Regions from separate parts of the Homo sapiens genome. Here region 1 is linked to region 2. Evidence: chromatin contacts called from ENCODE Hi-C or POLR2A ChIA-PET data. All regions are on one chromosome and are shown on one strand. Each heading gives the region's core, a stretch centred on a gene start or an enhancer-like site at or near the end of the contact. The rest is flanking DNA. Distances are from core to core; before and after follow the strand shown.

Region 1 (2,700 bases), core at 36-2,535, 190 kb after region 2:
CAACCTACTGATGTATTGGGCATCATTATTAGCAAAGACAGATGGCAAAGAGGTCATCTATACTAAAGACGACCACTCAACAAAGTAATTTACTTAAAAATAGGTACTACAAGGTAGCCATCACTTCACCCACAAAATGATAATAAGGAATAACCCCAACATTTTAAAAGTGTAAAAGAGAGCCATACAAATCTGACATCAGGCCCAACCTAAAACACAGTTTTAGAGTGAAGAACTTTACATTCCATATAAATAACGGGACGAGACTAACTAGTCCAGACGCAGCCGCTCTTTCTCTCTACCATAAGACGAACTTAAGTCGGAATAAGGGTGAAAATCATTATAATGGTCAAAACTGAGCCTGTTCTCTAAGCTACAAGAGCTTGACAGGCCAAGGGGAGACTCCATCGGTCCCAAAGAGAAGCAGCGTTTATAAGGTACAGATCTGGACCTGGATTCCTCAGAATGGCCCCTGACCCCGAGATACAGAGACTGTGGCCCGGTCAAGGTTAGGGACAGGACCCCCGTCCAGTCACGAAGCCCCTGCCCCCTCCCCTCAAGGCCCCACTCTAGGGGAGCTCTCCTGGAACATCAAGCTCCCCGCAGCCGAGGCTGGGAAGATGCGGTTCTTCCCACGGAGAGAAACCGAAGCCGACACTCCCCAACACTTCCTCGCCGGAAGTAACCAAGTCCAATCTTGCCCTGTCCAACGGGGTTAAACCGTTAGATCCCACCCCCCCCCGAAAGCACTTCCGCGTCCTCTCTAGGAATCCCGGAGGACCTCACCTCGCACGGGGGGCGGACCAATCGGCGGGGAGATGGGACGCGGGCCCCGAGTCCCAGCCCACCCTCAGTGACTCGGACGTCTCCAGGGCCCCCGAAGCCGCTCGCACAGCATCACCAAAGCGGGGAGGCAAACGGAGCCACTCTCTCCCCTGCTCCATCCCAAAGCCATTCAAACAGCCCAAGCTCCTCCCCTTTCCGTGGGGCGGGGAAGGGGGCGGGGCCTCCAGAGTTGGGCTGAGGTTGCTCGTGTCTGATTGGCCGGGGAGCTTGCGCCTTCCCCCACCCCCAACGCTCTGCGCCCCGATTTGAAGTAGGTCTGTACCTTGCTGACAGCCCGCAAACCTCGCTTATGTTGAATTTGGGGCCCTTAGGTTTTCTTCACCCGCATCCTCGCTACTCTCACCACCCACTTTCCAAACAAACCCACCTCTTGACCACCGCAGTCGGCTCAGAAGGCCGACATCTTCAACGTCACACCCGCGAGTCGCAGGGGCCAGCTGTTCCCGGAACTACATCTCCCAGGAGGTGGCGCGCGGGACTCGCCGGTTGGCCAATGGGGGGCGGCTCTCTTTGCAGCCTCGGTCTCGCGAGCCTATCAGAAGGTGGCAGGGCCCGGAGTCGTGTCCTCGGGAGCCAAGGCTGGAAGGCTGGGAGTGGGCGGAGGGAGCGGGGCATCCCTTTGAAGAGAGGGGCGTTGCTTACGCAGGGCTTCCCTGGCCAAGGGGGTCTCGTCCTTAATGATACCTCTCTTCAGCCAGGCGCGGGGTCCCACGCTTGTAAGCCTAGCTAGTGGACAGGCTGAAGAAGCAGGATCGCTTGAGCCCAAGAGTTCGAGACCAGCTCGGGCAACATAGCGAGACCCCTGTCTATTAGAAATACCCTCCCTTGGCCGGGCTCGGTGACTCACACCTGTAATGCCAGCACTTTGGGAGGCCGAGGTGGGTGGATCACCTGAGGCCAGGAGTTCGAGACCAGCCTGGCCAACATGGTGAAACCCCGTCTCTACTAAAAATACAAAAACTTAGCTGGGCGTGGTGGCGCGAGCCTGTAATCTCAGCCACTTGGGAGGCTGAGGCAGGAGAATCACTTGGACCCGGGAGGCTGAGGATGCAGTGAGCCGGGATCGCACCATTGCACTCCAGCCTGGGCAACATAGTGAGACCCCATCTCTTAGTAATAATCTCCCGTTTTTGTTTTGTTTTGTTTTGTTTTTTGAGACGGAGTCTCGTTGTCCCCCAGGCTGGAGTGCAATGGCACGATCTCGGCTCACTGTAACCTCTGCTCCCAGGTTCGGGCAATTCTCCTGCCTCAGCCTTTCGAGTAGCTGGGATTACAGGCACACTCACCACGCCCGGCTTATTTTGTATTTTTAGTAGAGACGGGGTTTCCCCATGTTGGCCAGGCTGGTCTCGAACTCCTGACCTCAGGTGATGCGCCCGCATCGACCTCCCAGTGCTCTCCTTTTCATATGGTGCTTTATAGTTTCCAGGCCCCAGCCCTCCCCTCCCCCTACGCCCCGCGCAGTTTACAAAGTTGATGGGCAGGCAGGAGAAGAGTTACTGTTGCCACTGTTTTACAGGCGCGAAGGAAGGAACTGCTGTGAAATTGCAGCATCTGCAAAAAGATGAGAAGATATTTAGAAGTTAAAGGTCTCTTTTCAGGGAGCCCAAAATCTTGCATTTTAAGTAGCTTCCTATCTAGGACCAAACCCCCGGTGAATGTTTGCAATGCCCGTATTTTGTGTGTTAGTGAGTTGGTATAGAATTTTGCACCTATGGCTTAATTTTGTTGCTCGTATAAAGTTGTTTAATGTCTATGAAAGTTGTTCCAGATGGGCATGGTGGCTCACGCCTGTAATCCCAACATTTTGGGAGGCCGAGGTGAGAGGATCACTAGAATCCAGGAGTTGAAGAC
Region 2 (2,727 bases), core at 119-2,618:
AAATGTCATATGTGCCACATGGACTGTGAACTTTGGTCGAGCCTTTGTGCCTAACCTGGTCTGATGCTCTGTCTAGGGCCTGGCCTCTGGATGGAAAATTATGAGCTTATCTCCACAGGGCCAGCAGCAGCAGTAGTCAGCTCTGTGGCTTAGATCATCTTTCCCGCATACCTGAGGCTTGTTTCCCTGATTCCAATTCTTCCAAGTGAGGGTTTTGTTGTCTAATTACTGCCCAGGAATTTCATATTTTTCCCTTTGCAAAAGCAATAATTTCCCCGCCACCTTTTCTAGGTCAGTTCTTTAGTAGATGTACCCCCCAAGATAAACATTCCTGGGATCTTTGTTTGCACAGGTAAAACATCAACCCTGAAATGTAGAAAACAGGAAAGTTTGTTTTTCAGTTTCAGTGAAAACGCTGAGCAAGTGTTGTAATTTGCTGTGTCCAATGTGTAGAGGGGACATTTTCTCAGAACTTCCATGTTAAGCTGGAAAACTGGAAAGTGAGTCCACTTTGTCATTCTGTCACTCACTCCTTTTCTCACTCAACAACATGCCTCAGACTTATCTAAATCTGCTAGACTAAAAGAGGTCCCTGATGTCTGTAACTTCCTAATTCTGCTAGAATTCTAGAGCGAGCTGATGAAATAAATGAAAAGGATGATGAACAGAGATAAAAGACTGTGCATTCCCTTCTGACACTCACTCTCTTTCCCTCAGCCTCAGTTTCCCCATGTGCCCCTGGAGGTGATCATTCAAGGATTTATGAGATTTTAGAGACAATACATGAAAAAGCAAAAAGGCATCAGAAAGACAAGGAGTTACCTAGTTTACACACAATGATAAGTCATTCAGTATCTACAGCACTTTGAGAAAATTCAAGAGTGATTTTAAATTTCCCATTTCAAATACCTCCTCTGTTTTCTCTCCTTTCCCTTATGATGTCTCCAAATAAGATTCCTCTAACTGCCAGCAAGTCTGATTTCATTGGATTCAACTGTTTTCAGCCCCAATTAGACGCAGGGTTAAGTATATTTGAAATATTAATCAAGGGAAGCATTTCCAAGATGGCCGAATAGGAACAGCTCTAGTCTGCAGCTCCCAGCAAGATTGAGGCAGAAGATAGGTGACTTCTGCATTTCCAACTGAGTCTTAGCAACAGGCAGACCAGGAGATACCCTCCCGTGCCTCGATCGGCAGGTGCCACACCCACGGAGACTTGCTCACTGCTAGTGCAGCAGTCTGAGATCCACCTGATATGCTGCAGCTTGATAGAGGAGGGGTATCAGCCATTGCTGAGGCTTGAGTAGCTTACTGTGTAAACAAAGAGGCCTGGAAGCACGAAGTGGGTGGAGCCCACCGCAGCTCAGCAAGGCCTACTGCCTCTGTAGATTCCACTTCTGGGGGCAGGGCAGAGTAGAACAAAACACAGGAGACAGACAGCCTCTGCAGACTTAAACGTCCCTGTCTGACAGCTCTGAAGAGAGCAGTGGTTCTCTCAGCACGGTATTCGAGCTCTGAGAACGGATAGACTGCCTCCTCAAATGTGTTCCTGACCCCCCTGTAGCCTGACTGGGAACCACTTTCCAGTAGAGGCCGACAGACACTTCAAACATGCGGGTGCCCCTCTGGGATGAAGCTTCCAGAGGAAGGATGAGGCAGAAATATTTGCTGTTCTGCAGCCTCTGCAGGTAATACCCAGGCAAACAGGGTCTGAAGAGGACCTCCAGCAAACTCCAAAAGACCTGCAGCTGAGGAGTCTGACTGTTAGAAGAAAAACTAACAGACAGAAATAGCATCAACATCAACAAAAAGGACATCCACACCAAAACCCCATTTGTAGGTCACCAACATCAGAGACCAAAGATAGATAAAACCATAAAGATGGGAAGAAACCAGAGCAAAACAGCTGAAAATTCCAAAAAACAGAGCATCTCTTCTCCTCCGAAAGATCACAGCTCCTCACCAGCAAGGGAACAAAACTGGACAGAGAATGAGTTTGATGAGTTGACAGAAGTAGTCTTCAGAAGGTCGGTATTAGCAAACTTATCCGAGCTAAAGGAGCATGTTCTAACCCATCACAAGATAGCTAACAACCTTGGAAAAAGGTTACATGAATGGCTAACTAAAATAAACAGTGTCAAGAAGACCTTAAATGACCTGACAGCTCAAAACCATGGTACAAGAACTTCGTGATGCATGCACAAGCTTCAATAGCCGATTCGATCAACTGTAAGAAAGGATATCAGTGATCAAAGATCAAACTAATGAAATAAAGCAAGAAGACAAGATTAGAGAAAAAAAAGTGAAAAGAAATGAACAAAGCCTCCAAGAAATATGGGACTATGTGAAAAGACCAAATCTACATTTGACAGGTGTATCAGAAAGGGACAGGGAGAATGGAACCAAGTCAGAAAACACTCTTCAGGATATTATCCAAGAGAACTTCCCCAAACTAGCAAAGCAGGCCAACATTCAAATTCAGGAAATACAGAGAACACCACAAAGATACTCCTCAAAAAGAGCAACCCCAAGACACATAATTATCAGATTCACCAAGGTTGAAATGAAGGAAAAAATGTTAAGGGCAGCCAGAGAGAAAGGTCGGCTTCCCCACAAAGGGAAGTCCACCAGACTAACAGCAGATCTCTCAGCAGAAACCCTACAAAACAGAAGAGATTGGGGGTCAATATTCAACATACTTAGGGAAAAGAATTTTCAACCCAAAAT

What was found. A loop is a pair of places that touch in the nucleus more often than their neighbours do. ChIA-PET counts read pairs that join two places held with the same protein, here RNA polymerase II (POLR2A).
Region 1: a loop to region 2 is called in a map of Caco-2, with 2.7 times the contacts of the local background. The contact joins the promoter of ZKSCAN5 here to the enhancer-like site in region 2. A Hi-C loop is called at or near these places in 1 of 168 maps with a recorded cell type or tissue (Caco-2). POLR2A ChIA-PET finds 5 or more read pairs at or near these places in 2 of 52 experiments (PC-9 and T-cell).

What each region holds. Positions count from the first base shown.
Region 1 is chr7:99,503,247-99,505,946 of GRCh38, reverse strand. It overlaps ZKSCAN5 (zinc finger with KRAB and SCAN domains 5), which reads right to left and starts at 1,285. Exons shown (of 7, transcript NM_145102.4): 1 at 1,214-1,285. RefSeq lists enhancers at 619-698, 1,079-1,258, 1,649-1,698.
Region 2 is chr7:99,692,177-99,694,903 of GRCh38, reverse strand. The region is part of intron 14 of CYP3A7-CYP3A51P (CYP3A7-CYP3A51P readthrough); the gene reads left to right. It also overlaps a transcript of ZSCAN25 not described here and the pseudogene CYP3A51P. Among named protein-coding and RNA genes, the nearest start is that of CYP3A5, 14 kb to the right of the region's middle. Within about 2 kb of position 1,368, at least 5 of the 41 ENCODE cell types and tissues checked have a DNase peak (open chromatin) inside an H3K27ac peak, as active enhancers do; they include PC-9, where a contact is called at or near this core.